5 separate regions of the Homo sapiens genome follow, and regions 2, 3, 4 and 5 are each linked to region 1. The links are chromatin loops, found by intact Hi-C in ENCODE. Cell type or tissue: gastrocnemius medialis. All regions are shown on one strand. Each heading gives the region's core, and the rest is flanking DNA. Links, peaks and the distances in the headings are about the cores only.

What was found. A loop is a pair of places that touch in the nucleus more often than their neighbours do. Peaks named below come from ENCODE experiments on the same cell type or tissue, not always from the same donor. Only the 100,000 strongest peaks of a DNase experiment are listed, where the experiment ranks them.
Region 2: it touches region 1 in a loop (2.3-fold over the local background); 2 of 110 quality-filtered maps call a loop at or near these places.
Region 3: it touches region 1 in a loop (2.4-fold over the local background); 16 of 110 quality-filtered maps call a loop at or near these places.
Region 4: it touches region 1 in a loop (6-fold over the local background); 4 of 110 quality-filtered maps call a loop at or near these places.
Region 5: it touches region 1 in a loop (3-fold over the local background); 3 of 110 quality-filtered maps call a loop at or near these places.

What each region holds. Positions count from the first base shown.
Region 1 is chr9:91,298,255-91,304,338 of GRCh38, reverse strand. All of the region lies in intron 4 of AUH (AU RNA binding methylglutaconyl-CoA hydratase), which reads left to right. Among named protein-coding and RNA genes, the nearest start is that of AUH, 61 kb to the left of the region's middle. In gastrocnemius medialis, for the core only: no CTCF peak of the experiment used is centred there; DNase peaks (open chromatin) are centred at 937 and 3,098; H3K4me3 peaks cover 361 bases; H3K27ac peaks cover 4,000 bases.
Region 2 is chr9:91,059,665-91,065,748 of GRCh38, reverse strand. It overlaps LOC100129316 (a long non-coding RNA gene), which reads left to right. Exons shown (of 4, transcript NR_033912.1): 4 at 1-2,455. Among named protein-coding and RNA genes, the nearest start is that of LINC00484, 56 kb to the left of the region's middle. In gastrocnemius medialis, for the core only: no CTCF peak of the experiment used is centred there; DNase peaks (open chromatin) are centred at 3,308 and 4,838; H3K27ac peaks cover 3,210 bases.
Region 3 is chr9:91,189,944-91,196,027 of GRCh38, reverse strand. LOC124902208 (a long non-coding RNA gene) reads right to left here and starts at 3,006. Exons shown (of 2, transcript XR_007061660.1): 1 at 2,912-3,006; 2 at 1-2,650. RefSeq lists enhancers at 67-361, 1,318-2,185, 2,089-2,348, 2,767-3,061, 4,028-4,197. In gastrocnemius medialis, for the core only: CTCF peaks have their summits at 2,557 and 2,757 (motif pointing left); DNase peaks (open chromatin) are centred at 2,237, 2,887, 3,363, 3,808 and 1 weaker place; H3K4me3 peaks cover 2,490 bases; H3K27ac peaks cover 4,000 bases.
Region 4 is chr9:91,098,154-91,104,237 of GRCh38, reverse strand. LINC02937 (long intergenic non-protein coding RNA 2937) reads left to right here. Exons shown (of 6, transcript NR_184105.1): 4 at 1,572-2,569; 5 at 5,690-5,816. Among named protein-coding and RNA genes, the nearest start is that of LINC00484, 18 kb to the left of the region's middle. In gastrocnemius medialis, for the core only: no CTCF peak of the experiment used is centred there; DNase peaks (open chromatin) are centred at 1,849, 2,277, 3,187, 3,917 and 1 weaker place; H3K27ac peaks cover 3,708 bases.
Region 5 is chr9:90,918,237-90,924,320 of GRCh38, reverse strand. No RefSeq gene overlaps it. Among named protein-coding and RNA genes, the nearest start is that of LINC02957, 76 kb to the left of the region's middle. RefSeq lists an enhancer at 87-136 and a silencer at 2,825-2,987. In gastrocnemius medialis, for the core only: no CTCF peak of the experiment used is centred there; DNase peaks (open chromatin) are centred at 3,020 and 4,300; H3K4me3 peaks cover 883 bases; H3K27ac peaks cover 2,679 bases.

The DNA of each region.
Region 1 (6,084 bases), core at 757-4,756:
TTTTCTCTTTTTTTCCTAGTAAAAAAGTAAATTTAGTCCTCTTTTCTGTGTGAATCCATACAGCCTGAAATTACTATGACAGGCTTGTATAAAAAAGCATGTGAGAGGGAATGCTAGCTTCCAGCAATTTGTTCTTGGTATAATGACCCTTTCTGTAAGGAATGTTGCTGCTCTTCATCTGTTAGTTTTTCTTCACAACAACTTGTAGAATTTTTCCATTTCATTTAGATTTTAACCTAGTGCTAGAATCGAAGTGTCATATTTAAATACTGTTACTTTTGGCTTTTGGATATGTGTTCCTTTTAAGGTCTGTGGTGCCTGAGACTTCTCACTTTGAACTCCCATCTCTCACCTGTGGTATTATGTTTGCAGCAATGACCCTGGTGTGGGCCTCCAGGGAGCAACAGCCCAGCCAGCCTGCAGGCCTCACTCAGGGCTTGTTTTGTTATTGTGATTTTTTTTAAACCTCAGTGATGGGAATGGGAGAATATACATTAGGATGAAGGTAAAGTTTTAGCCAAAATGAAAGATAATTAGGTATTTATTGTAATTTTCAGTTAACTTAGATTTTATTTCTATTCTTCTTGAAAGATTTTAGTATTCAGACTTCCAGCATAATGCTACATAGGGCCTTTCCCTTGAAATGCTTGATTTCACTGCTTTCTGTAGGAACACTATTCTTCAAGCAAAACCAAATTTAAAAATCCTGTGGGGCTGGGCGCAGTGGCTTACGCCTGTAATCCCAGCACTTTGGGAGGCCGAGGCGGGTGGATCACGAGGTCAGATTGAGACCATCCTGGCTAACACGGTGAAACCCTGTCTCTACTAAAAACACAAAAAATTAGCTGGGCGTAGTGGCGGGCACCAGTAGTCCCAGCTACTCGGGAGACTGAGGCAGGAGAATGGTGTGAACCCGGGAGGAGGAGCTTGCAGTGAGCCGAGATTGCGCCACTGCACTCTAGCCTGGGCGACAGAGCAAGAGACTCCGTTTCAAAAAAAAAAATCATGCGTCTGACACTAACATTTTCCTTTAATAATCAAATTGTTCATATTTTTCTAGAAGCATCAAATAACCTACATTATGTGTTGTATTTATCTGAGAATCGAAAGTAGATACTTTAATTTTCCCCACTTTCATAGTCCCTTGAGTCTAATTATCGTAGGCTGCAGGTCCTACAGACTACTGAAGTGAACCAGGGGCCTGCCTTACAGTTGCTTTTTTCCCTCTTAAAATAGCAAACTGTTTAATTGTTTGCTTTAATTATATTTTTAGGAGCATTTCAAAGGATTATTATCTTCTTTGTCATACCTGGCTCATTTCCTGGTACGAAACTGAAAATAGTATCTGATCCTATTGGTTGCATAACATACTGAGTCATAATTTCTTCCTCTTGCTGTTGGGAATAGCCATTGCTCGTTGGATTCGCAGTTCCTGTTTCATTTATTTGTGCTTATATACAACTGTCATTTTGCTATTCCTTTAGATCTTTGAAATTCATAATCTACCTTTCTAAAGGTGTATTTTATTGAGTTCCTGCTATGATTATTAACATTTTTTTTCCTTTTTTTTGAGACAGAGTCTCACTTTGTTGCCCAGGCTGGAATGCAGTGGCACGATCTCAGCTCACTGCAACCTCTGCCTCCAGGGTTCAAGCAATTCCCCTGCCTCACCTTCCCAGTAGCTGGGATTACAGGCACGCACCACCATGTCTGGCTAATTTTTTTGTTTGTTTGTTCGTTTGTTTTTTTGAGATGGAGTTTCACTCTTGTTGCCCAGGCTGGAGTGCAATGGCGCGATCTCAGCTCACTGCAACTTCCACTTCCTGGGTTCAAGCGATTCTCCTGCCTCAGCCTCTTGAGTAGCTGGGATTACAGTCATGTACCACCACGCCCAGCTAATTTTGTATTTTTAGTAGAGATGGGGTTTCTCTATGTTGGTCAGGCTGGTCTCAAACTCCTGGCCTCAGGTGATCTGTCTGCCTCAGCCTCCCAAAGTGCTGGGATTACAGGCGTGAGCCAATTTTTGTATTTTTAGTAGAGATGGGGTTTCACCATGTTGGCCAGGCTGGTCGCCAACTCCTGACCTTAAATGATCCACCTGCCTTGGACTCCCAAAGTGCTGGGATTACAGGCATGAGCCACACTGCACCCGGCCCCCTCTTTGATTATTAAGTGCTCCCAAGTAGAAGAAATACTAGATGTAAAGAAACCACATATATCAGACTGGCATGTGCTTTGAGATGATGCATACTTTCCTGGATAAAATTTACTACGACAGACATCTTTTAGGGAATAATTAGGATGATGTATAGCCTTAGAATTTATAATATTGTAAAATGACTAATATTTAATTACCCATTGAATACGAATTAAGCTGTTTTACTTAATTCTTTAGTTAGAAACATTTTATAGACAGCTTTCTACAAGGCTAATTTATGTTAATTAATAATTTAAAGTTCCAGTGCTTAACCTATTTAATAATATGAGAATTAGTATCCCATTTTTCTTGTTCTTTTTGTATGTGGAACCCAAATTTCTCATCATTTTGTGTTACGTATTTCTTACAAATTGTAAGGCATATGGTGCCTGAGACTTGCTCTTGGAGCTCCTGTCTTCCATCTGCAGGCCCTGGTCCTCACCTCTGGTATGTCTCTTGGCACCTAGGCTGGCTCTTTTTGCAGTGACCCTGGTGTGGGCCTGCACAAAAGGAAACAAGCCCTGGAATTGTTAAGCTTCTCAAGGGCACACAATTTTCATCCTCTTTAGAAACATAATTTCTCAAATTCTTTCTTAAAAAATCAAGACGAGGTCTCACCATGTTTCCCAGGCTGGTCTTGAATTCCTGGGCACAGGCAATCGTTCGTCCTTGGCCTCCCAGAATGCTGGGATTACAGGCATGAGTCACTGTACCTGGCTCAAATTCCTATTAGACTTAAAAATAGTTTTTATTAATTCCAAAAAGTATAAACTTATTGGAGAAATAAGAAAGATGCATTTATCACTCCAGAGATTCCAAGGGTTTTAAGAGCTGTGTGTCTGGAAACAGGGATGAAGACCAAATATGTATTTCATAATATCACGGCCTCCAGCAGCTACTTGCTGAGTGACTTCAGCACTTACGTAGCAGGGAGGGAGCACCCACTCTTTCTCTGCTTCTGCTCTCTCCATCTTAGAACTCTTGGCAATTTTTCTTTTCTTTAGCTCCATAGGACTGCATATGTTTATTTCTTTATTAAACAAAAGAAGTTAATAAAAAAAAGAAAAGTAGGCAAAATACCAGGATTAATATAATAAAGGAGGAAGAGGCAGTGAAAAACCGTGAGGTTTGTCCCAGATTAGTAAGAACGTTATTGAGTAGCATTGATGTGATGTTAATTTTTGTTTCATATGGGCTGTATGGTAATGAATGTTCTGATAGAAAAGGTTATGCACAGAGTGCCATGTAAGCATAGAGGAAGGGACATTTGAGCCTCGACAGACAAGTAGGGGCTAGCTAGGCATTCTAGGCAGAGCTGCACCTTGTATACAGATATTGAGTCTTGAATGGAGACTTTTGGAGCTGTTTTAAGTAGTTTGGGGCTGGAACAGAATATCTGAGGTTTTGGAAGAGATTAGGCAGGTGTGCAGAACTTAGTTCCAGGTGCCTTCCTGTGCCATGCTAAATGTTTACACCATTTCTATCCTGAAGGTAGAATAAATCATTGAACAGTTTTAAATAGGGGAATAGCATGACTGTGTTTACATTTTAGAAAGATTACCCTACAGGAAAGGTAGAAGATGCATAGAAGGGTGGCAGATTGCAGGTGAAGGAGATTAATTAGGTACTTCCTGCTGGTGAGAAATGATGGGACCCAGAACTTGGGTGGTAGAAAAGGGCATTGGCAAGGAGGACATCTGGGATGACTTCTGAGTGTCTTGAGTAACTTGATGAATGGAGGTGCTACTAACTGAAATACAGCCTAGAAGAAGGATTGAGAAGAAATGGTTTGGACACATGAAGTATTTAAGTGGGTATGTCCAACAGGCAGGGGGCTGTTTGGGTTTGAGGTAGAGATCTGGAAATCATTGGTGGTAGTATAGGTGGTAAAAGTTGTGGATGAGAATGAGATCTCCTGGGAAGAGCTTTTATTGAGAGGGGAAGAAGGCTGAGAAATTACCAGAGGTAGATGGAAAGGCAGGAAAAATGAGGGACCCAGCAGGCAGTGAAGGGAGGAATACAAGGAGGGAGTGTCCAGGATGGATGTCTCTGATCTTTTGAGGCAGTACATTTAATAGGTACTGAATATTGTCCACTGGCTATAGGACAATCTTATAATGTCATTGGTAACTGGAACAAGAATGGTCTTGCTTGTTTGGAGGTGAATGGGTATGGTGGCATGGGTTTACTCTACTCCTCTTAGAAGCTGGTCTGTAAAGGAGGTGAGCTGGAGGGCCTTAGCAAGGCCTAAGGAAGGCTTCTGACGGGTGAGACTTGAGGTTGGAGAGATAGTAGGTTGAGGAGGTCTAGAAATAAATGATCTCTAGACAGGTTTTTAGGAAGGAAGAGGAGTTGAGAGTCGGTAACCAAAGTCATTACATTCTACTTGTAGTAGCTCAGGATGACCTTGGGAAGGACTCAGTTTAACTTGCTGTTTTATATTTTTATTGATTTTTCTTTTCTTTTTTCCAGATAAAATTCACTAGATATTGTTTGCACATTAAACTCATTTCCAGACTGCAAACCCTGACATAGCTGTTATTTTTTTCACTAAGTGTTCTGGAAAGCACATTTTGAATTTGTCCTGTCCTTTCAAGTCCCTCCCCACCCCCAACCCCTAAATGTTCAGACAGGTACAGATAGTGAAATACTGCCTGTGCAAAAGCCCCTTCCACGCCTGCTCTTCTGGGAGTGCTTCAGGCGGCAGCTGTGTATATGTGCTCCTTCCTGGCCTTTTCAGACTTGATCTTCAATAAGTGATGAATTCCTTTATTTATGAATAAAACTCAGTGTACTTCAGCAAATTTGTATATTTTAAAAGGAGTCAAGGAGTGAGCCTCTGGGGGATTTTACATATCAGAATGGAAGAGAGAGATTTTGGGGGATAGTACCTTTTTATTGTTTTTGTTTGTTTGTTTGTTTTTTGAGACAGTCTCACTCTGTCACCCAGGCTGGAGTGCAATGGCACGATCTTGGCTCACTGCAATCTCTGCCTCCTGGGTTTACGCGATTCTCCTGCCTCAGCCTCTTTGAGTAGCTTGGATTACAGGCACCCGCCATCATGCCTGGCTAATTTTTGTATTTTTGTAGAGATGAGGTTTCACCATGTTGGCCAGGCTGGTCTTGAACTCCTGACCTCAGGTGATCCTCCCACCTCGGCCTCCCAAAGTGCTGGGATTACAGGCGTGAGCCACAGCGCCCGGCCGATATTACCTTTTTAAAATCCACTTTCTGTTATATATTAACATTGGCCAGCCTTGCTTCACATTCCCATAGTCAGAAATAAAATTAATAGAGTTCTGCTTTTCAGAATAACTAATAAAACCAGTCACTTTTTGAACTGGTTATGAAAATGAAATCTGTATGTCATAATTTACAAAAGTTGTATTAAAATAATACTCAATTTCTGGATTCAAGCAAGTTGAGCTTTTAGTTCTGTGACTGGCTGACCCCTTTCCAGGCATGCTTGTGAGCAGGTTCTCAGGGCATCTTGCCTCTGAAGTGGAAGAGCCTGATTGTTTTCCAGCTCCCATTCATAATGTTAGGGCTCCTCACTAAATGACAGCTCACGGGCCAATGCCACAGCAACTACTTGGACAGTTTCTTTCTTGTTTGAGCAGATGTCTTTCTTTGAATGAGACTCTGTCATTCCAAGCACTGAAGTAGCCCATAAAGGATCATAAATTTCACAATTATGTATAAGTCATTTCAATTTGAACTTTGTATGAACCAAACATCTTGTGAAAGACTTCTGGCTCTAAGATTAAGAAATCGTAGAACTGTGATTCTGTTAATTCAACAAAAAATGTTTATGAAAGTAATTCAATAATATGGGAAGATTTAAAGATATTGCACATACATGTGATGGAACACTATACAGTAATTAT
Region 2 (6,084 bases), core at 873-4,872, 240 kb after region 1:
GATTCCTGGAGTTCATGCCTCCTGTCCCGCCATGGTTCTGTGGACTGCTGGCTGTTGTGGGGAGCTATCTTCCTGGTGAGCTTTGCAGGGCAGGGTCCCAGCAGGAGAGCAGAAGCAAGATGCATGGTGCAGATGAGGGATTCTTTCCAGTGGTTAGACCCTGCAGGACCATGGGGGAGCTGGGCAGAAAAGTACAAGGGGTGTTGGAGAATCTGAGAAAAGGCATCAACCAGCCTTCCTGAATCCCTGGCCTGTGGCAAGAAAGGCAAGTCAGAGCATGGGCCATGGGGCACAAAGGGGAGTAGGTGGGGTCTATGGACTGCCACCACCTCTAGCATAAAGTCCAGGCTCAATGTCTGCTGCTGGGCCTGGGGCCTCTTGTGGTCAGTGGGAAGGGTCAGGCCCAGAGGAGGGAGGGCAGCTCTGTGTTTGCTTGTCACTGTAGAGGCCATGACAACCTTCAGGGTACAAGCTGCTGCTTCACTTCCATTTTGCAAATCTCAGGCAGAACCCCTCTTTTGGCCAACTCTCTACATGGAAGAGGGTTCTGGAAAGATAATCCCAGTTACATCATGTGTGACCCAGGTTCATCATGTAATACTAACTGCCGTGGCTGGATCTCAGATTTCTTTGTGTGCCATTGAGTGTTTTACCCAGGGCAGATACAAATGAGTGATGGGGAGGAAACAGGCTAAGGGGGCAAATGCAATGCTTTTGTTGACCCAGCCTTCATTATGGGTTCACTACTGATCACCATACCAGCAAATGCTGCCTCCTGCCCCAAGGCCGTGATAAGGAGCACTTGAAAGCAGTCTGTCCATTTCCAAAATATTGTCACTTCAAGAATGATGTGTAAATGGCATCATACAGTGTGGAACCTTTTGGGATTGGCTTTTTTCACTCAGCATAATTCTCTGGAGATTCATCCAAGTTTTATGTATCAACAGTCCATTCCGTCTAATGGCTGAGTGGTGTTCCACAGTCTGGGTGTGCACACAGTGTTTAACCATTCACCTGTGAGCTGAAGGACATCTGGGTTGACGATTACACATTTTTGACTACTACAAATAAAGCTGCCATGAACATTCATGGTGCAAGTTTTTGTGTGAATGTAAGTTTTCATTTCTCCGGGATAAATGCTCAAGAACACAACTGTACGGGCGTTGCATATTTAGTTTTATGAGAAATGACTAAACTGTTTTTCGGAGTGGCTGTACCAGTTTACAGCTCACCAATACTTTATTATTCCTAAAATAAAATATTACTAAGTTAATTGTCGGGGAGGGCAGTGGTGGATGTGGCCATGAAAGGACAGCAGGAGGGATCCTTTGGGTGATGAAAATGTTCAGTATGTTTGGTATCTTGACTGTGGGGGTGAATACACCAATGTATATGTGAGAAGATCGTATAGAACTAAACACACACACACACACGAACACACACACACAAACACATACACACAGATGAGTCCTTGTGCATATATAACTGGGCAATCTGAACATGACACATGGGTTGCATCAATGTCAATACCTGGCGGTGAAATCGTATTCTAGTTTTGCCAAGATGTTACCACTGGGAAAACTGGGTAAAAGTAACTGCATGTGAATCTACAATTATCTAACAATTTAAAAAATTAATTAACAAGTGTCTAAAATACATGATATTTGTTAAAAGGCAAGCCTATGAAAAACATGATACATTATTAAGAGTTAGGCAAATGTTGTTGTTACTTGCTTTTCTGCTTTTGGGGGCCAAGTACTGGTTACTAAGATTCCTAGCCTCTTCCGAAGGCGGTCCTTCCTCCACACAACTGCAAGAAGAGGCCTTTTCAGTGTAGACCCTTACTTTACCCCTCCACCCCAGGGCCCATTTTAGGGAATAGAAAAGCAATTTGGAAGGATTAGACTGAGGGACCCGTGCCTCCAGCAGATAGGCCAGCGGAAGAGCAGTCAGTGCTGTGGGAGATGCTGCGGGGAGGAGCGTGTCTGCGAGGAAGGACTGCTGGCTTCAGCACTTCCCGATTGGAACTTCATGATGGAATCCTTGGCACACCAATGCTAAAAACCAAGTGTGAAAAAAATCACCCTAGAACCTGCTAGAGTGATACTGTGGAGGATCTGTGGGCTGCACCGCCCACAGGGACTGCCCTGTATCAGCATGGAGAACTGATATCCCATGGCAGGGCCACTGGGTAGCGGCTGCTGCTAAGTGGGGGTGCCGGATGCGTTCCTTGGTTCATCTTCCACTGATGTTTTGGAAATTGGGCTCCGTAAGAGCACCCAGAAGTGCTTATTAAGAACCACCCGTGCTCTGCTGGTTCCTGAGGTGCCAGATTCCCTCCAGGGAAATGTTGACCTTTGTGATAGACTATCTTATGACCAAAAGCTTCGCAGCATTAAAATGTGATCCATCTCATTAGGTTGTCATATGAAGCCTATAAATAACTCCAGAAATGAGATCCTGTGACAGCTATTTATTTTCACTCTTATTATTTAACATAAATATTGGCTATTTATAGCCAGGTCGTCAAGGCAGTCATTGCTTCCCCCATCTTATTATTTCTCTCACTCTGACTTGGGAAGTGGGGACTTGAACCTGGAAGAGGGAGAGAGGTCCAGTGGGGGTGGCCCCCGCTTCTTGGAACCTGGTCTCCTTAGGGACAGAAATTTTCCTACCCCATTTATACTCTGGTTATCTTGCTGAGAAGCTTATTGCGTCTTCTCCATCTTGGTATTCTTATACGTGCATGTTTTCTCTCCCAGTACGTTTGAATTTGAAAGAACCGTGAAGGCTCTGAGATTTTACCCTTCTTGCAAGCTAGCAATCATTTTCACTGGTGCTGGCAGAAGATAGGAGATTCCTGGGTCAGAGACAAAGGACAGTTTTTTACTGACAGCAGTAAGAGTAGCCAAGGTAGCTGCACTTTTGTGCTGGTTCCCTGAGCCCCAGATCCCCCAGGGCAATGTGAAGAGGGTCAGGTGATGCCTGCATGTGCATCGACCGCAGGAGAGGAAGCCTGAACTCAGGGAACCCAAAGTTTCTGTAAGCAGGTGTGAAAGGAAAATAAAAACTTGGGACCCCAATTACTCTGTCAAAGGGAAAAATTAAGCTAAAAGCTGAGTCATGCAAGAAACTGCCTTTCCTTTTGTTCCTAAGCAGACAGCTATAGACGAAAGGTAAAAATATCTCCAATGTGTTTTCCTGAATTAGCTCCTCCCTGAAATTGTGCAAGTGATGGCCTAGTCTCACCTCTACTGCTACCAAGCCATGTGGCTGTGTGTTGCAGCCATGGATAAATGACATTTGGCTCTTCCTTCAGGAAAGACATGCTGTTGGGCTGTGAGGAGCACACGTAGCTGACAGCCTCCAGCTGTGACACCTTCAGGAGCCCTTGCAGCATTTAAGCTGAGGCTGTATTTTTCTTAGGCAGCCCTCAACCAATGCCTGAAGATGACAGGGCAACAAGGCCTGGACATCTCTGCCCACTGTAGGGCTTCTCTATGTTCTCTCTGTGCTGGAGCTTCCTGTGGGCCTGGCGAAGACTTTCTCTTGGCTGCACCACCAGCTGAGGCTCTCCTACCCCATCTTTTTTCCTTCACTCTCACCTGTTAGAGGTGTCAGCCTGCACCATGGTGTGAAGGTTTTCTTTCTCTGGATATCTTGCTTTCTCTCCGCATATCTTAGGTGTTACTTCCAATAAATCTTTTGCACTTCAAACTCTGTCTTGGTGTCTGCTTTCCAAAGGACCAAACTGACACACTTGATAGAAACCACCACTCAACTGAGTGGATTAGAAGAATTAGCTAATGAACGTGAGGCAGAGCGAGGTTTCCCCTAAGACTCCCTCTGAGCTTCTGTGGGGAATCTCTGAAGTATTGCCCATCTTAGCGATATTCTAACATTGACTTCCTAGTTCCTAAGTAACCTGTTCACAACCCATCAACTTCTTCCACGAACCAGGGACAGACTGTTTGAGCCCATGTCCACAGACTTCTAGAGTTGCTTTTTGCTCTTGCTCCTTAAGGGTTCAGCTCAAGGTTGCCTCCTTGCCCAGATCCCCCAATAACTTCCTCTTTCATTACTCTAGTTTGTAAATATCCACATCCTCTGTTAGATGGTAGCTTTTATGGATGTAGGATCCACATTGTTGCCAGTGGCCAGAACAATGCACACAGTAGGTGCTACATAAAAATTTGCTAAATGAATAACAAATGACAGATGCTCCAAATGATTAATTTGCTATGTCCTGAGTCTAAAAAATGATTCCAACTGGCTCCTTATACTCCTCAATTCTTTTTGCTTACTCCTCTCTCAAATATCCTCAGGGAGTTATCCTATAAAACATTGTCATCCTTGTCTTAAAAATTAGCAGTATTACTTTGCACTCACAGTGAGTTATCAATTGTCACTCCTGCAGTGGAAGAGAATCTGAGTAACCTCCTAGTTGGTGACATTCAGGAGCTGTGGATGTCACACAACAGAATTTGTAGCCTCTGGAAAAAGGTTTATCAGCATCTATATGGGAGTCATTCCAGCCCAAACTGTGCTGAGACATGAACTTTCACGTGATCGCCTCTGGAAAAACCCACAAAGACGAGAAAGGAAGTCCTTAGCCTGAAGGACTTCCCCAGAGAAGAAACAGTTGGATTTGTTGGAACTCTATTTGTTGCTGAGATGTGAAAGTTCTTTGATCAGTCCGATGGCCATTTCTGAAACCACAGTGATCCTCCACTCCCCTGTTTTTTCCTGGAATGGGCCCTGATAATTTCAAAACATTCCTATTTTTTTCTGCAAGCCAACACCCTTCCTAAGTACACAATGTTTATGGGCAGTCAGATGGTTTGGCGTATTTCTCAAACCTCTGAGGATGGCAAGTTCAAGTTGTCTGTGCTGTTATATGGCATATCTAATAATCCACACCTCAACACTTGATTTTAAGGTTAGCAAGCCACGAGAATGCTCTTTGAATCCCCCTGCATGTTTCATCACTTCATCTCTATTTCCCTTTAACTATGGCCAGCCAAACTGTAACCTGAGATTAGGGTTGCTGTCAGAGAAAACAAAGGAAAATAAACAAACACATTGGCCCAATGCCCCATGCTACGATTTTGAAAGTCGTGGGTATGCTTGCTCAATGAAAAAATTCCCCATAACCAGTCATGACTCATTCCCACTTGCTGCTTGCATGGTTTGGGAAAATAGTCTTTACTTATTTTTTTCTATATTAACATGAAATAGCATCATTCAAGCTCATCATCAATACTTCATTTTACAAACTCCCTGACAGCCACCTTCAGCCTTTTGATCACTAATCTTGTGTTGCTTCACTACCATGATCATTACTAATGCTGAGGTGTTTGGGCTTTATTTTTCCTTTGCATTTAGTCAATTGTTTTAAATAAATAAATAATGTGATTTTACTGTATGAATTGTTTAATATTCTGCCTTTTTTCCTCAGTATTTTATTGTGAGAATTTCTCCATTGCTGCTAGATATCTTCAACATATCACTTCTATTTTTTGTAAGATATTTATTATAGTATTATACCATGGGTCATAACTTATTTGGTCATCTCTTATGTTTTGACATTTAGAGTGTTGTTAAAATTATACTGTTATAAGTAATGCTACAATGAATCTCATTTGATATAAATCTCTGTGTAGTTGTTAGGATCTTCTAGGCTTAAGCTGATAAACATCCTTTGTTGGACATCTTGTTCACATCCTTTGTAAGAGAACAAGAAATAAAGCTTTGTTGTGTTAAGCCACTGAGACTTTGGGGCTGTTTGTTATTAGCTGTATTTTGCATAGTTAGTCGGTGACCAGGCTGAAGAAGTGCCAGCATTGCCATCCTCCCTCTAGAATTGGCACAGAGAGCCCAGAGTCAATGGGAACTCACAAGTGCCAGGCTTACCATGTAGGAAACGCTTCCTTTCCACCCACAGCCCATTGGCCCATGCCAGTCACCTGGCCCCATCTACCTGTGAAGGAGGGGGGTTTGTATTTTTCTATATACCCAACACAGAAGAGAACAGGATGTGCCTGGGCAATGATAACATTCTGCCTGTATGAGGGTATGGCTTTT
Region 3 (6,084 bases), core at 982-4,981, 110 kb after region 1:
CTCTTTCCTAGAGGAATATTGGAGAAAATTTTTCCGCTGGGGTCTTATCACCTCATTGGTCCATGCACTACTTCATTTTTGTTCGTGCAGTCTTAGAGAGTCCTGGAGGTTGTCAGGGGCTGAGAACAGACCTCTTAAACCTTATTTGGCCTTTCATAGATTTCATGTGGGGAGGGAGTCCATAGTCCACCCTCTCTCCAGATGTCAGCCACATGGCATCTAAGAACCACAGGAAGTAGGGCTTCCAAGAAGGGACTTCTGGTCTACCCTAGCACGTGGCGTCCCCCAGCAAGGGCCTGGACCAGCCCAGATCAGGGGAGGAGCTCAAGGCACTGTCAGGGAAGTGGGTCAACCATGGAGACAGGGCATTGAGAAGGTGCCAACACCTGTATCAAAACTCTTCTGGAGGCAAGTAACAGACCCAGCTTGAACTGAACGAGTCAGGAAAAGGGACTCCCTGTGCCCAGCCAGGGAGCCACTGGACTGCTGTCTCAGGACTCTGGGAACTCAGTCTTTCTTCTCCCATCTCCCCATCTCCTCTGCTATCCAGCTTCCCCTGTGGTAGGAGGATATGGCCCCTGGCAGCTCCCAGGCTCCCAGCCACAGAGCAGGGTGCTCTTAATTGCCACTCTGCTCAGAGATGTTTGGGGAGGATGAGGGCCCTAGGCCAGGGGGGAGGTGTGGTAATTGGTAGTTGGTAGCCCTCATTAGGACGTCGTGATTGGGGTGGGGTAGAAGCCCACCATACCTGGCTTTCAATTCTAGCAGACGGCTACATGGGTATTACTGGGCTTGTTCTTGTCCCTGTGTCTCTAGGTTATTAGTGCATTTCTTTGTTCACCTTTGGACATGCAGGATGGCCAGACACCCGATGTGTGGCTTGTGGACCCCAGCAAACCACAATGCAAGATTCTCCAAACCCCTATTGCCACCAACTGAGTAAATACGCTTGGCACAAAATGGGCTACTGTCTTCCTGGTGCTGTAAGAGTTGTGTTTAATGAAATACCAAGTCATCATTTGATTCATGTTGGTTGTTTGTCATTTTGTTTTCTCAGAGGAAGACAATTGTCCAGTTACTCTCATGTTGGGCTCCTCAAACTATTTTGAAGTTCATATTCAGAAAAATGGGAGCCCGGCTGGGCACAGTGGCTCACACCTGTAATCCCAGCACTTTGGGAGGCCGAGGCAGGCGGATCACGCAGTTAGGAGATCGAGACCATCCTGGCCAACATAGTGAAACCCCATCTCTACTAACATACAAAAAATTAGCTGGGCGTGGTGGTGCGCACCTGTAGTCCCAGCTACTCGGGAGGCTAAGGCAGGGGAATCGCTTGAACCCGGGAGGCGGAGGTTGCAGTGAGCTGAGATCGTGCTACTGCACTGCAGCTGGGCGACAGAGCAAGCCTCCATCAGAAAGAAAGAAAGAGAGAGAGAGGAAGGAGGGAGGGAGGGAAGGAGAGAGAGAGAAAGAAAAAGAAAAGAAAGAAAGATGGAAATGGGAGCCCCTACTTTTTGTTGCTTGAGGAGCAGTTCTAAGATTTTCTGCTGCAAGTGATCAGGCAACACAAGTGAACTTGTCCTAAACAACAGAGCCTGTTTCTAAATACAACTTCTACAGAAGAGAATACTTGTTTTTCTTTCTTCTGAACAGTTGACACGGCCCCGAAGTTATGTAAGATGAGTTAACCTGCAGCGCTGCCACATGTTCTTGTGAGAAGTTAAACAAGGAGAGGAAAACAGGAGGGAGGAAGCGGTAACTTACCAACTTCCTCCCGTCCGAAGTCCTTGATTCCAACTCTTTCCTTCGAAGAACAGACTTTGTGATAACCTTTACTCTTGATTGCTACGTGACAGCAGTGGCGGGGTGGGGGGTTGTAAATGGCACAGCGGCGGGTGCGGCGAAATTCGGGGTGCGGCCCTAAGCCACACGACTTTCCGCTGCATCGAGAGGGTTGTGCATGTGCTCAGCTGAGCCTCGGTGCTTGGAGCAAGCGTGTGCAACCCCAAGGCCCCCGACCGCGACTCGCTGCTAACATTCTGGCTTCACCGAAAGCCAGTGAGTGGTTAAACACTGACTTCTGACCCCTGCTCCTCCGGCGATCTGTCTTGCCCCTCGCATTCCTGCGGGTCCCGGGCTGGGGGACGCTGCCTACGTGCGGCGGCTGCCCTTGCGCGGCCGAAACGCCGGCTGCTTCCTGGAACGCGGTGCAGATAAGAAGCCGCTGCCGGGCTCGGGTTTCAGAAGCGCGCCACCGCGGGTTACAAAACCCTGTGTCATAATTTCACTTCGGATTTTTTTTTTTTTCTTTCCTAGTGCTGGCTTCCCGCAGAAGGACGTTTTGTGTGTTAGGTCCATGTGTGCGTGTGTATTTCCTTTTGGTAATTATTTTGGAAAACGTTCAGAGGCTAAAAATAGAGAAGCCAGAAGCCTCCTTGCTGCGCGACTCGCGGCCCCAAGCTCTCCAGCGCACAGGGTCCTGCTGAGACACAGCGACGACCACCGTGTGTCCCCGAGTGCCCGAGCCCCGTGCCGGGCCTGGCCGCTGAGGACGCGCTCCCCGCCACCGGCTCATTTTCTCGGTTCTAAAACCTTCAATGCCCGTCGCTAGCAACTTAATCTGCGCTCTAACTCGCAGAATTCTTTTGACCTGTTGGAGAAAAATAGCATTTTAAGATGTGGGTTATTCAAGAGGGTGGAGTCGGCTAAGTTTAGTGGACGCTAAAAATAGCCCAGCGGTGCGGGCGGGTCAGGCCTGGGGGCGCCAGGACCTCCGCCCTCACCCTGCCCCCTACGGGCCTACGAGCCGCAGCCCTCCCAGGGCCTGTGCGTAATTCTAGCCAAGGCCCAGTGTCATTTCCAAGAGGTGCCTCTCGGCCGGGTTACTCATATGTCAGATTCCCATTCTCACGTTGTGTTTCACGCAGCAACTGCATTTCCAAAGAAAAGCGTGAGTCACTACCAAGTGGCTGCAGAGGGAGGGGAGGGCCACCATACACCGGAAGAAAGGGGGGGGGGGAAGGGGCCTTTTTATAGCGTTCTGAGCTGGCTTTCTTTTCCATAGGTTAATTTTTATCTTAACTACCAAACTTAGGCTGGATCGCCTTTTTATAAGAAATCTATTTAAATACAAGGGATTATTTGAACTTCTTTTTAAAAAGCCAAGGGCATTTTTTGTGTGGTTCTCAGCTTATAAATAAAATATATTAATAGTTGTTTAATGGGCATTTAAAATGCCAACTGCCTGTGACTGTTTTTAGTGCATTCTTCAAACACCACTTGGAGACCTGAAACTGCCCCCTCGGTTCAGTCCACAAGGGGACTGCCACCTTGCCATGGGCCAGGTATACCCAGCCCAGCGAGGCCAAGCTCATTGCTCTGAACAGATGGTGATTTTCAAACTGAATGCTATTCTGGTGTACTTATTTAGGAACAAGATCTAAAAATAGACTTGAATGAGCATAACCTGCAAAAATAAGTTGTCAGCTTCTTTTTACTCCTGGAGGGTTGAAAACAAAGCTGTCAGCAATTTCTGCGAGCTGAGGAATCTGTATACTTTCTTATTTTAGAGAGAGCTTTTTCAGTGGGACTGTAATTGAGTCCCCTTAAATCTTTGTGTCAACAAATTACCATCTGTTGTTCTAGAGACTCTCAAATTGGTGAGACTCGCTGCTGCTTACTGCCGGGGTGGAGGGGGATGCTATCGTTTGCCCTTGTGGACATGAGCTTTGGAGAGGGAATGGGTGCCGCTGGTATCCGACGTCATTGCAGGAATGAGTCCAGGCTCTGCCAGCCCCCATTACCCAGACCCTGGGGTCTTGTAGAGGTAGTGATTGAGAGATGCCTGGGAGTATGGGCTTGGAGACAGGGGTGGCACTGAGGTGGAGAGGAAACCCCAGCCAGTTTTGGCGGGGCCTCAGGGGAGTCTCAACACCTGTTGGTGGCTGGGGTCATAGTAGCCCAGAGCGCTGGGTTTTGAGTAAATCCATGAAGCGCTCAGCCCTTCTTTATAAGGTACTTGGTGTAGCCTTTGTGGCAGGAAACCACAGGTAATGGGGACAACAGAGGGCCTTTGTCCCCAGTCTGGCACATCCACACCATTTTTCTGTGAAGTGACCGCACGTGCTGACCTAGAGAGAAGTCAGAAATGGAACTGAGCCCTTGTTTCTTCTTGGAGAGGAGTTCCCCTGAATATGGGAAACCGAATGAGGATGGAAATGGCCCCTCTCTCTGGATGGAGGATGGTGTGCAGAGTGGTCCCCAGACTCCGTACCCTTTGGAGGTCAAAAGTCTAGGCCCCAGCAAGCCCTAGACTTGGGATGGCTGGCCCTGGGGCTGCCCATCCCGTCCAGAGAGCTTGCCTGGCTCCCAGCAAGGTTCTGTGCCTTCAAGCAGGGGAAACGGGCTCTGGCCAACAGAAAGTGAAATGAGTGGCATTAAACTCAGCAAAATCAAGTCCTGCAGATCCGCCCCCAGAAAGCCTTTCTCACCCTGGTGTGTTTAATTTTGCAGGTGCGCCTCAACTCCAAACAGCTCTTTTAAAACAATTTGCCCACCAATAGGATTTGCGATTCTGGGGATTAGAAACTTTCTCCATTCAGCATTTACTGTATTTTAACCTCCATGGGAATGCTGTCTCAAAAGAATGGAAACAAATCCTGGTTCCTACTTCCTATGCTCCCAGGAAGCACAGATGTGCACGCATGCGCGCGTACACACACACACACACACACACACACACACACACACACACACAATGTGGAGAAGAGTGATTTCTCCTGGGTTGGGGATGGTGACATATCTGAGGACAGAAAGGAGGAAGAGAGCTGCCCAGGGGCTGGGAGGGGCTCCAGAGCCAGGCAGTGTCTCAGAGGGTTACCTCCACCTTGGGCTCTAGGAACCACCAACTCTCTGCAGTCATCAAAAAGGACAAGGCCGAGGTGCCTGCGAGGTCTGGGCAGATGTCACTGGGGCACTGAGGGGCCTAGAGAAAGTGTTGGCAGCTCCTGCCTTTTCAGTCCCATGGGAAACTGCCCGGCCATCAAATGGTCTTGTGTTAGCTGGTAAATTAACTTAATGTGACCTGTTTGTAAAAGGGGCTGGGGGGTGGGGGGAATTATGTTCATTACGTTTCTCAAGGGCTGAGTTGGGACTGAAGCCCCCACCCCTGCCCCGCAACCTATGCCCATGCATATTCTTTTTAAAGGCAGACATCACTAGATATTGCCAAGAAAAGCCCCAGGTTCCCGAGGAAGCTGCAGTGTGGTCTGGACACCCTTGCTTCCAGCGGGTGACACTGAGGAAGACAGTGGGGAAATGCCATGTGTCTTTCTGACCTAGCAGGATGAATCTCACAGCCCCTTCTTCAGACCAAAAGCACATCAGTGAATCAAAGATTTTTGAATATTTCAAAATAATTTTAAAAGATGCCATCAATAAGTCCAGTTCCTAAATGCATCATCTTTAGAGAAAATGAAATTTTTAAAAGGAATAAAAAGCACATACACAGTGACTGGGCATGGTGGCTCATGCCTGCAGTCCTAGCTACTTGGGAGGTTGAGGCGGGAGGATCATTTGAACCCAGGAGGTTGAGACTTCAGTGAGATATGATGGCACCATTGCCTTCCAGTCTGGGTGACACAGCGAGACCTTGTCTCAAAAAAGAAAAAAGGGGGAAAAAGGGACATAATGCTTCACAAATTAAATGGAACAGGCCAATGAAGCTTTGATGGTCTTTGAACTCTTAAAATAATGACTGTCTTGGCATGGACGGGGCAGGCTGATCCTTGGGCTGCTTGCTGTGGTCCAGAGAGCTTACCACCTGTGCTGGGACTGGGGACTGCTACCTGCCTCAGTGATGTGGTTCTGGAGAGAAAGTGCCTGGCAATGGAGAGAGGCGTGGGAAAAGAACCTGCCTCAGAAGATACAATCATGCTGAGATCCGTACAAAGAAATGAATGGGGATGATAATGATGGTGCGTCAGGGAGGATCCCAGGCTGCAGCCCCTGGTCCTATGCAGGAAGGGTTATGTGTCAATTCTGCTATATGTCAAGCGCCATACATTACAAGAAAGTATCTAGGTT
Region 4 (6,084 bases), core at 1,350-5,349, 200 kb after region 1:
GGAGTATAAATTATTGCCATCTCTTTGGGGGAAGATGAGACACTATCTAAAAAAAATTTAAAAGAAATATGTCACTTCCTGGAACTTATCCAACAGATCTACTTACATAGTTCTTAGGAGAAAAGGCTCATGGCATGTGGGCTCATAGTTGCATAGGCAAGGGGGCTTTCCCCAAGGCCATCTTTGTGCCCCCAGTGGCTTAGTGTGTTACCTTCCTTGTAATTTGCATTTCATAATTATTCATTCTAGCAAAATTCCTTTCATTTTGCCACTTTCTAGTTGTTTGGCCTTGGAAGATCATTGAGTTTTTCTTCATCTCAGTTTTCTCATTGGAAAATTGAAGTGTGCACTATTTGCTGTCTAAGACTACTCTGGTTACCATGACTCCATGATAAATTACCCCAAAATATGGTGGCATGCAACAATTGTTTTTTATGTGCATGAATTCAGTGGGTTGGGAATTCAGACGGGAATTCAACTGAAAGACACTGAGGCTGGGGGCTTGCATACCCTCTAGCCTTACTCATGTTATGTGTCTGGTGATTGGAGCTGGCTGTTGGCTTGGGGGCCTCAGTTCTTCCCCGTGCTGTCACTCGATGTCAGCTAGCTGGGGTTCCAGCAAGCATCCATGAGAGACAGAAAACCAGGTGTAAACTCTATGGCTTTTCCACAACTCCCCATTTAGCTTTGGAAGTTATACAGTATCATCCCCACTGCATTCTGTTAGTTAAGATACTTATAAAGTTCTGCCCAGGCTCGAGGGAGAGGTACAGCAGTGTACTAGGGCTGCCATGACAAAGTACTATAGACTGGATGGCTTAAACAACAGAAATTAATTTTCTTACAGTTTTGAGAGTAGAAGTCTGAGATAAAGGTGTCAACAGGGTTGGTTTCTCCTGAAGCCTGTCTCCTTGGCTTGTGGATGCTGTCTTCTCCCTGTGTCTTCATGTGGTCATCCCTCTGTGTCTGTCTGTGTTCTAATCTCCTCTTGTAATAAGGACACTGTCATATTGGGTTAGGGCCTACCTTAAGGACCATATTTAGCCTTACTTATCTCTTTAGAGACCCTGTCTCCAAAGGCAGTCACATTCTGAGATACTGGGGGTTAGGGCTTCAACATATGAATTTTGGGGGAATACAATTCAGCTCATAACAGGAGGGAACATAGATCCCACCTCTTGAGAGAAGGTTAGCATCACACGATACAGAGAGCTTGTGGGATGGCTCATACCAACATCATTGTCTTTGGAAAATAAAATCAGCCAACATGACCTACAACACCATCCTGATACAATTTAAATGACATAGATGAAGGTGATTAATAATGACAGCATCATACTGGTGTAATGTACGTGCAGTAACTTACTGGCCTCAAGGATAGGCCTCTGGTTGAAGTGCCCACATGCCCGGGATACATCTCATCACCTAGGTGGATGATCTGAGCATCTACTGTGTGTAAAGATACACATGGCTGGGATTTTGAACATGAATAGACGTGACCCTTTGAATTAACCTTGAAAACAACTTGTGACTCTAATGAGGTTTTTTTGTTCCTATCTCCCATGACATAGGGCTCAACTCTAAGCTTTCAGAAAGCATCTCTTGAAAATAAAATCTTGGATGTTGTAGCAAGTGCTGTGTACATGCTCTTCAGCTCCTAGCCCCATCCTACTACTGTGAAAGTGCATGCCTGTAAACTGCCACCCTCCAGCATCTTTTTCTGGCCATTAGAGCCTGATTTTCCTGAAGATTCAGCAGGTTGGAATGCCAGAGAAGTAATGCCCTACCTGCACCCAGCAGTGTTCCACCAGTGGCTATGGGAGTGGCTCACACACTCCAGCTACCTTCCTTCATGGGACTGGAACCTGGAGTTCCCAAGAGGGATTAGGCTCTAGTTGTCCATGGGGCAGCTGTTTTACTGTCACCTTCCCTGTCCTGTCTCTCTTCCTGTCTCCACTCCCTACAGTGCTCCCAGAGATAACTTCCCAAATTTGCTGCCTGCCCTTGGATGTTATTTTAGGGTTGGCTTCTGAAGGAACATAAACGAAGACAGACAGATGTGCTGGGTAGCTATGTGTAAGATCACACTGAAACATAGCCAAGAACAAGGCACTCAGCCACTCCCAGGTTTAAAATCAAGTTTCCTACTTTGTCTCTCTGGTCTGAATCTGAGTGAAAGCCCAGGCTCCTGCGTCACCTGGGCCACCTAAGGATCTCCCTCCAGCCTCTGGGTGCTGAAGCTCCACCTGCCCTCACCACATCACAGGAAACCGCGAGCACATCCTCCTGCCTTCTCCAGCAGTCTCTTCAGTGAGCGCCTGCAGAACTGCATCTAGAGCACCGGGCCAATATTGTCACCTTCCCTGTCATGGCTTCCTTCCTGTCTCCACTCCCTACAGTACTCCTGAGAGCCGGGAGCACTCCCTGGAGCACTCCCTGATTCGTTTTATCTTCTGCACAACTGTTTGGCTGGAATAGGAAGCAAATGGCATGGAATTTGCATATGAAAAGCCATTCCCACCTGTGTCCTTGTGTCTGTAAGGATAGGAGGATCCAATCTTCTTATCTGGTAATTGGTCAACTGGGACTGAGGGTTAGTGGGAAACCTGTGTGCCCCTACAGGCAGGAGGGGGACGGGGTGACCCTCTCCGGTGGCTCTCAGTCTGCCAGTGTCCCTGGACTGTTTCCAAGCCCAGGGTTCATCTGGGACAACTGGGCAGGGGGCTATCGCTGCAGCCAGCCCCTTCCTGGGTGTACTGATGAATCAGGCTTCCCTGGGGCTCTGGGGAGGGTGATACCCCTTGCCCTCCCCTTCCAGAGCCTTGTGCACTCCAGGTGCTCACCCTGGAGCTGCCTCCCTCCAGTCTTCCAGACTCAGGCTTAGCTGCCTCTCAGCAGCATTTCCCTTTGCCCACAGAGGCCTCCTCTCCTCTCCCAGCTGAGTGTTCACCACTCTTTATTTTATTTTAAACTTTGTTTGGGTTAAAGTGTTTTCTTTCCTCCCTGACCGTTTTTCTCATCTTCTGCTGCCTTTTCCTTCCAGTTGCGGGTTCTTAGGTTCTGAGCCTGGGAAGCTCAACAGTCCATCTGGTGTTTGTAGATGGCCTCAGGGGACCTGACGCATGTCCACATGCCCTTTGGAGCTGAGGGGTGGATAGGACACCTGGGGGCACACAGTCCCCCACCCCGTGCTGCTGGGACAGGACACACTGACCCGAGGCCCCTTCCGGCTTCCTGTGTGGCTCCTGGCCTGGCCATGGGAGTTATGAAATCAGAACTGGTGACTGCCACATGCCTGGGGCCTCAGCCACAGCCAAAACCTAAACCAAATGAAGTCAAATCCCCACCTTAACCCATCTGGAAACAAAAACAGTCCCAAAGAAGAGAGAGACGTGAGCCATTTTGGACAGGTGTGTGATTCTGAAATTGAGGGAATGAGCAAGAAACAGAAATGCGCTCACCAGACCAGTTGCTGCATCCACTGGGCAGTCTGGAGCCGTGTGTGTGTGTGTGTGTGTGTGTGTGTGTGTGTGTGTGTGACGCTGACGAAGAGTTTTGAAACACTGAACTGACAGGGACTTAGAGGTGGAACTGTGTGACCAAATGCTTTTAAAAACGATTAAACTAACTTTACAGAATTCATCCTGAGGAGGGAGAAATGGGCCCTGTTGTAAGGCTCTGGATGTGGGAATTAAAATGCAGGTACTGGCTTGGCCCAAGAGCTGAATGCACTCTTAAGGAAACTGAATCTTTGCCACAGTCGGCAAGCTCAACAGCGATGATTAAACATTTAATCAGACACATGATACTTTGTTGTGTGTTCATTGTGGCTACAGGAAAGGGTGCTGTAACAGATCTTTAAATAGCAAACCCGCGGCTAAATTTCACTTCATCCATCAAAGGCTGCTGCTATGCAATGACCTAATTTTAGCAGCTTATCAATCCCCCAGTGCTTGTTAGTTGATGTAACTTTGATCCTCTGATGCTAGATGACTTTTGTGCTGAATATAGCTAGAATTTAATATGAATCACTTGGATGGCTGCCCAGCTGAGCTCAACTGTATGAGAGAGAGAGAGAGAGAGAGAGAGAGAGAGAGAGAGAGAGAAATAGAGGATTCGGGCTACCGAGGTGAATAATAATATACACATAGGCTTCCTTTTTTTTCTGGGGCAATCAACTCCATATCTCTAGGCATGTATTTCAAGCACAATACCCTTGGACTTTTGCTTTATTTCTCCCTCCTAAACAATGAGACTCTTCTCCCGGCAAACATACATAGGAGGTAATAATAAGCTGCTACTGCCAAGATCTGATGACAGTGTCAATAATTGCAAGACATTTTAAATGAATTTTTTCTAAGCAAATCATTGCCTTTTGCAGTGAGCGTTTATTTCTACATAGGAAGAGAGGAGCTGAGATGTTACGAAGGAGCAGAGAATATCTTTAACAGCCCTCCTCCTCTTTCATTTTCTAAATTATTAGATTGTGCTTTTTTGGCTTTCCTACTGTCTGGCTTCTCATCTGAATTTTGAGATTTCCTTCCATCCTTCTGGCTCTTTGGCAGAACCACCTGTGTCCCAGGCATCCTTCCTGGACGGATGTGGCTGTTGCCTCACTCTTCTCCATTTGCCCTCATTGACATTATTTCTACCCATAAAATAGGGTCCTGTGGTTTATGTTCTTCATTTTCTGAACCTGGCAGGAAAGCTTCCTAGACAGGAGGCCTGGGCAGACACTGAAACACACCGGACTCCTGGATGGGCCTGGCCCCGGACAGCTTGCTGGGGTCTTGCCCACCCTGTCACTCCACCACTTTCTCATCCAAGTTGGGAGAGTCTTTTCATTTCCTCTAATTTCTCCTTCCAGGATTTAACCACTGCCTGCTTAAAACCTCCTCCACTGCAGATTGGGGGTGGGGGGGTTGGGAGGAAATACAGCTTAATCTGACTTGGCCACTGGTTAGCAGCTTGGTAGAGGAGGAAACAGGACTCCCCATCTCAGGGAAGTCTGTGGATCTCAGGGTATTTCATCTCCCTGGGATTCCTGTGCTATTATCTAGGGTGTCCTTTGAAGAAGCTGTCATGGTACAGGAGGCCTTTTCAATGGATATAAGATGCCTTAAGATCCTGAGAAGAAAGATTCCTTTAAAAAGAGATAATAAGCTTCTGTAATAAAATGTCCCAAATGAAATTTACTTTAAATACACACACTGTTCAAACTAGCTTCTAGGTAGCTTGAGAAATGGCAGTGCCACAGCAGCGGTCCCCAACCTTTTTGGCGCCTGGGACCGGTTTTGTGGAAAACAGTTTTTCCATGGATGGGGGTAGGGGAAATGGTTTTGGGATGAAACTGTTCCACCTCAGATCATCAGGCATTAGTTAGATGATTCTCATAAGGAGTGCACAACCTAGATCCCGCTCATGCTCAGTTCACAGTAGGGTTTGTGCTCCTATGAAAATCTAATGCCACCACTGATCTGACAGGAGGCAGAGCTCATGCGGTAATGCTCACTCACCCGCCACTCACCTCTTGCTGTGTGGCCCAGCCCCCAACAAACCATGGGCCGATAGTGGTTCATGGTCCAGGGACTGGGGACCCCTAATCAATGGGACATTGTGGCTAGAGAGGAACAGAACATTCTATTTTACACTCTAACATTTCAGTAATAACAAAATACTATTTCTACAGACCAGCCCTGTCAACACCTTCATCTTGTTTCACATTTGTGAAGGTCGGGGAGGCATCTGGAGCTTCTTGATGTGTCAGCTCGGAATGCTGCCTGTGGGCTGGGTCGGCTTCAGGCCTGCAGGTCAAGGTAAGGGTGCATCTGTGAGTGCCTGTAGAGCCAGCTCATTCTGAGATTCTGTCCTGGGAAAATCCCGCAGTGGGAGAGTTGGGGAGGGGCAAGGAGGGTCACTTGAGATTCACAGGAGAGGATCTCCGATGTTCATGCCATCCAATGCTCAGACTCATTGGTCATGGTTCAGCTATAACTGTAACGGGGCCAGGTGCTTTGCCTTCTACCCACCAGAACAGATAAGGTGGAACACAGTTTGAGAGGCAGATGAGAAACTCCCTACAGT
Region 5 (6,084 bases), core at 911-4,910, 380 kb after region 1:
ACATTTGATTCATGAAAAACTGACTGTTCCTGAGGAAGAAACTCAATTACCTCTTAGAAACTCTTAAAAAAAAATCATCCCTAGACAAAAGAAGAAAAACCAATTCAAAACTTCCACTTCCTCATTTCTTTGCGGCATCTCAAGTGCCCTTAAGGAAAACACACACACACACACACACACACACACACACACACTGAGACACACAGACCTATTTAAAAACAACAGGTATTTTCACATTGGTGCTCTGACCTATTTCTGGATTAGAAACTGGATTGCATGTCCACAAAGCCATCTCCCCACCTGGTGTTTGCTCTACACAGCGGTTGGGAAAGTACAGCCTCAGGGTCTAACAGAAAATGCATCTCTTCTTCTTTTTTATGATCGAATGCCATGAATTTACTAGTTTATAGCATCTACTTTTGCATTATATACGGAGGCCAAGATTGGAGCTTAGCCCAGTCTTTTCTGGAAATGGTTCTTTTGAAATCAGCAAGTCCGCTTAAATAAAAGAAATATTCCTCTGCCTTCCCTGGTGACTTGCATCCTCATTTTCATTCTTTTTCAAGACTTTGTCAAGAAGTCAGTAATAGGAGGTCTGTTCCCATTAAAGAGTGTGGTAGTGTGTAAGTCCCTGTGAGTCTATCTGCCATGAGGACCCTTCCATATGTAGAAACATGACAAAATAAATATTTAGGAAGGAATTTCAAAGAAGTTCAAATCTAGATATCCTCATCAGGGATAATACAGGAGCTTGAAATACATGTGCAGATCACCTGGTTCATTAACTGTTGAGACATGGGCTGTGAGGATCCAGGATCGCTCAGCCCAGCAATCACAGAGAAGGCCCACTGTGTGGTGAGGCTGCAGAGGGAACACCAAGGGTCCAAGCGGGCACCTCTAGGGTTGCAGGGCATCTCTGCCTCAATTATTGCCTTTCCACTGTGGATTTACACACTGTATTTCCACAAATAAAATTTTATTTTACAACATTTATCTATGCTAAAAAGAGTTGAAAACCACTGATCTATTTGAGGCCTTTATTTCACTTGAGCAGGGAGAAACATGACTGGTCAGGGATTCTCAAAGAGGAAGATAATCAGATAGATGAGAGCTGTCAAACATGTCAGCAAAATGAATGCTACGAAACAGTGGCATTCAACTTCAACAAACGGAACTCTCCCTGCTCAAGGAAACAGCTAAACACAGCAGTTTAAAGTTTTAAAGGTGATCATATTTAACATGTTTGAGAAGATTAGAGAATGTAAACTATCCTTGAAACAAGAAGAGGCTGTTACAAAAAAGAACTATAAAACTTTGAAATTTAAAAGATGATTGTTAATGAAACCTAGCAAAACAGACGTGATTGAAGAATAAATTAGTGAACTGAAAGACCAAGGGGTTCTTGTAGAATGTCATTCATGGGGACAAAGAAATCCAAGTAAGAGACAATTGACACGAGCGGGAGCTAGACGTTTCTTTATGTATTTACTAGGAGTTCCAGGAGGAGAGAACAGAGAGACTTGAGGGAGGAAAATAATTAAATAACTGATAGAAGAAAATTGATCAGAACTTTTCCAGTTCAAAAGCAGGGCCAGCTTCCTGGATATGTGGCCCTTGTGGTCACGTAAGGCTCTAAGCTCAGAAGGACTCTATGCTTGTCTGATTCTCATCTGTTGCCATCTTGAAATGCTTCATAATTTGATCTTTGAACTTGGGTTTTGTAAGTGAAGTCCGACGGAGCCACAAACCGTGTGCATGTGCAGAGACACAGGTGATATATGTGTCCCCGTTCCTTGCTGCTCCATTCACGCTCCCAAGGCCCATGCATACAGAATTCCAGTGGATTCCGGTGCAGTTCAGCGACACTGAAGGCGAGTAGAAGGTAATCGTGCTCTACCACAGAAGGAGGGGCATATGGAAGCCGTACAAAGCCACACACGATCTGTTGGAACCAGAACTTGTTTCAAATGCCTAAAGAAGGCAAAGGCCTTCTAAGAAACAGAACAATGAAGGCATCCTATCCCATCCCTTCTTACCTGGGCTACTTCCAGTATTCGACAACCACGAACTTTGAAAATGATGACATACGAGGAAAGATGAGGACAGGGCAACCCAGAGTTCCTGTCCTTCAGTGCTTTCTCCCTCATTAGTCAGCTGAAGATAAGAGGGTGCTGGCGCACGTGCATGTAGCAAGAAGTAAAATACAAACAGTTGAGCTACTTTTCAGCAGCATTGTCGCTGTTATGGTAGAAATGAAATACACATGCATGCTCGAGCCACATAACACAAACCATAATTTCAGTGATTCCTCATGTGAGTTAAACACTTTTGTATTTGCATTTAAAACTAGCATTGCACAAATGATAAAATTCATGCTAATACTTTAAAATTTTAACTTGGAATGACATTAAATAACATGAAAAATGCAGCACATCAAGAAAGAGACTCTGGAAGAGAGGAAAAAGCTGTATATTTTAGTATTGTTATGCCTTTTTCTTGCTTTTTGAACAGGACTTCCACATTTTAGTTTAGCACCAGGTTCTGCAGACCAGATAGCCAGTCCTATTTAAAAGGGCCCACCAACGCATGGCAGAATGCATTTTAAAAAGATTTATTTTGGAACTTCAAAGGTAAAGAGAAGTTTTTGAAGTTTCCAGAGAGAAAGAAGGGTTAATTTACAAGAAATGAAGTGCCTGCGGCCAGCAATGTGGAGCTGGGTCAAGAGCGCTGTGGCTCTTTGAGCATAGGGCACCGACTGTGGCTGGCCAGGGCTTGTGTGTGGCCCAGGGCTTCTGAGCAGGCTCATCCCTTCTGAGCAGGCTCATCCCATGTCTTGACCTGGTCTGGAAACCAAAGGAAGGTGCAGCGGACAGCAGCTGGGGGGCAGGGGTAGACTGGGCACACGAGGCTCATTGTGAAATCCCAGGGCGTCTCCTGGGAGCTTGTCTGCACAGAGCTGGCAGGGCCAGTGCTGGAGCCAAGCCAGGTTCCAGAAACGTGCCCAGACACAGCTTGGCAAGGTGGTGGGCTGCAGCATGTGAGGACAGGAGGAACACAGTGTCCCTGAGCTCTGCTGCTCCAGAGCTGGGCTCCGTGGAAGAACCAGGAGGCTGAAGAGGGTGAGTGCACCAGCACTGAGGTGCGCCATGGGCTGCTTTCGAGGCTCAGGTTTCCTGTGTCAGTGGATGGGCAGGGCCAGCTCTGTGTGCTGCGGGTTTGTGCGCTGAGACACAACACATGCAGACACACACAGACATACAGATACATGCAGACACACAGACTCATAAGACACACATGTACATACAGACACACAGATACATGCAGACACACAGACTCATAAGACACACAAGTACACACAGACACACAGATACCCAGATACACACAGATACACAGACTCATACAGACACACATGTACATATAAACAGACACACAGATACATACAGATACAAAGACTCATACAGATACACATGTACATACAGACACACAGACACACAGGTACATAGATACACAGACTCATACAGCCATACATGTACATACAGACACACAGACACACAGACACATGCAGACACACAGACTCATAAGATACACATGGGCATACAGACACATAGATACATACAGATACACAGACTCATACAGACACACATGTATGTAAGACACACAGACACACAGATACAGATACATGCAGACACAGACTCATAAGACACACATGTATATATAGACACACAGACACAGATACATGCAGACACACAGACTCATACAGACACACATGTACATACAGACACACAGATACACGCAGATACACATAGACATGGACATACACATGTACATACACACACAGACCCATAAAGGGACACTTAGACACACAGACACACATACAGACATACACGCAGACATACATGCAGACGTATATACGGACACACACACAGACACAAAATGGAAACTTTTTCCTTGGCTCTTCAAATACAGAAAAATCATCCAAACAATTCATTTTGGCCAAGCCAACTCATGCCGGCATTAGGAGTTGGGGGCCAATGCAGAGAGTGCAGCTCTGCCTGCTGTCCTTCTCCTTTACTGCCCTGGTAGAAGCGCTGATGAGCACGGCAGCCAAGGCTGTCCAGGAGGGGATGCATGGAGCACAATGCTTGGACACAGTCCAGCCAGCAAGGAGAGGCTGGCTGGGTCCCTCCCAGGGCACCCAGACTGTTCCAGGGCTGTGGGAGGCCCAAGAGAGGAACAGAGCGACCCGTTTCCCGAGAGCTTGGCAGCCTCAAAGTAGTGGGGACGTCATGTTCTGGGGCCCGAGGGAGAGGTCGTCAGCCATAGAAAGAGGGAAAACTATGTGGGGAAGGAGCCATGGGCTAAGGTTTCAGGCCCCAGGAAGGACTCGCTGGAACAGCACGGGCTGAGTGGGAGCCCATGCCAGGCCAACAGTGAGGCCTGGCATGGGAAAGTGCCTGTACAGCCGCCTTGTGAGGAGTCAAAGACGTGGAGGACATGCCGGGAGAAATGAGCACAAGCAGGTTTCCGTGCTGCCGAAATTCTGTGCATCCTGAAGATGCTTCATTCCAACGGAGGGAATGCAAGTCCACAGAGGTTTCCAGAAGTCACCAACCATGGAATGCTTTCTCTCTTCCACTGACAATACCCATGCAAGAACACGGCAGAGGCTGAAATGGTCTTGGGGCAGGGGAGAGACTCCGGCCTCGGAGGGTCTCACCCTACTGCACAGCACATTAAGCCCACCCTGCGAGGTCGACAGAGGGCTGAAGCTGAAAGCCCATTGTATGGGCAACAAAGGACGAGCACCCAGGCTGGGTTGCCTCCAGTCTCTTTCCTCAGTGTGGCTTCCTGGGCAGAAAGCACATGGCTGGGTTGATCCCTATGGCAGGCCCAGGCCAGGTGAGGCAAGTGAGTGTCCTTAAGCTACGCCCCAGTGTCCCCTTCTCTCACCTCAGCCCTGGCCCTGGCTGAGGAGAACAGGTGGTCCTCAGCCATCTGGGGGTGATGGCAAGCCTGGAGCGGGTTCCGTGCAGATCACATAAGAACAAGGCTGAAGTACTAGGGACACTCACACAGCCCCGGCTTCCCAGGATGGACCTGGGGGTGGCAAACGGCTCTCCATCCACAGGGACCCCTGGGCTGGGCCATGTAACTGTAGGGCATTGCCAGAATCAGGGTCACCATGGGCTGGGCACTCAGAGGCTGTTCCAGGTGGGAGTCCACACTCCAGGCCCAGGGCAGTGCCTGCCCTCCGTGGTAGAAAGAGCTCATGCCTTTCTAGCACAACTCCTGAAGGGTAAATAGCTACAAGTGAAGGGGCACCCTATGCAGGGAGGACAGTCATCAACTGTCATCAACACTGACTTTTTGTTTGTTTGTTTGTTTTTGAGATGGAGTCTCGCTCTGTTGCTTTGTCACCCAGGCTGGAGTGCAATGGCACAATCTTGGCTGACTGCAACCTCTGCCTCTTGGGTTCAAGCGATTCTCCTGCCTCAGCCTCCTGAATAGCTGGGATTACAGGTGCATGCCACAGATGGCTGTGACATGGCTGGTTTCATACCCCCACAGTGAACTACGCACATGCGGTAACTGTGGCTCAGGTGGTACGGAAGGCACAGTAGGAGGCTCAGGTCATCTGGCCACTAAGTCCTACCCTCACATATCTGGGTGCTTTGGTTATACAGAACCCATGTCCTGAAGAATCCATATCGGGCTTCTGTCTAGGAAGATTTCACACCCTGCGCATTGCAAAAGGCCATGGAAAAATGGTGGCTGCTAAGAGTTATTACTTATAGAGGCAAAGTGATGTGCAAATATTATAGAAGGTCAGTATTATTATTATCATCATCAATATCTTGTGCAGAAGAGGAAACCAAAGCTCAGAGAGGTTGAGCAACTTGCTCAGTTTCACACAGACAGTAAAAAAGCATTTTTAAAAGATCCTCAAATTGAGGTGCTCTGGAATCCATGGACATAGTCCACCTTCCTGGAGCATCTGAAAATCCACTGGGTATAATATGGAGACCATGAAGGTTTGCTGTGCCTCCCTCCCCAGCCTATCCTACTCTCCTTTGACAACCGTGG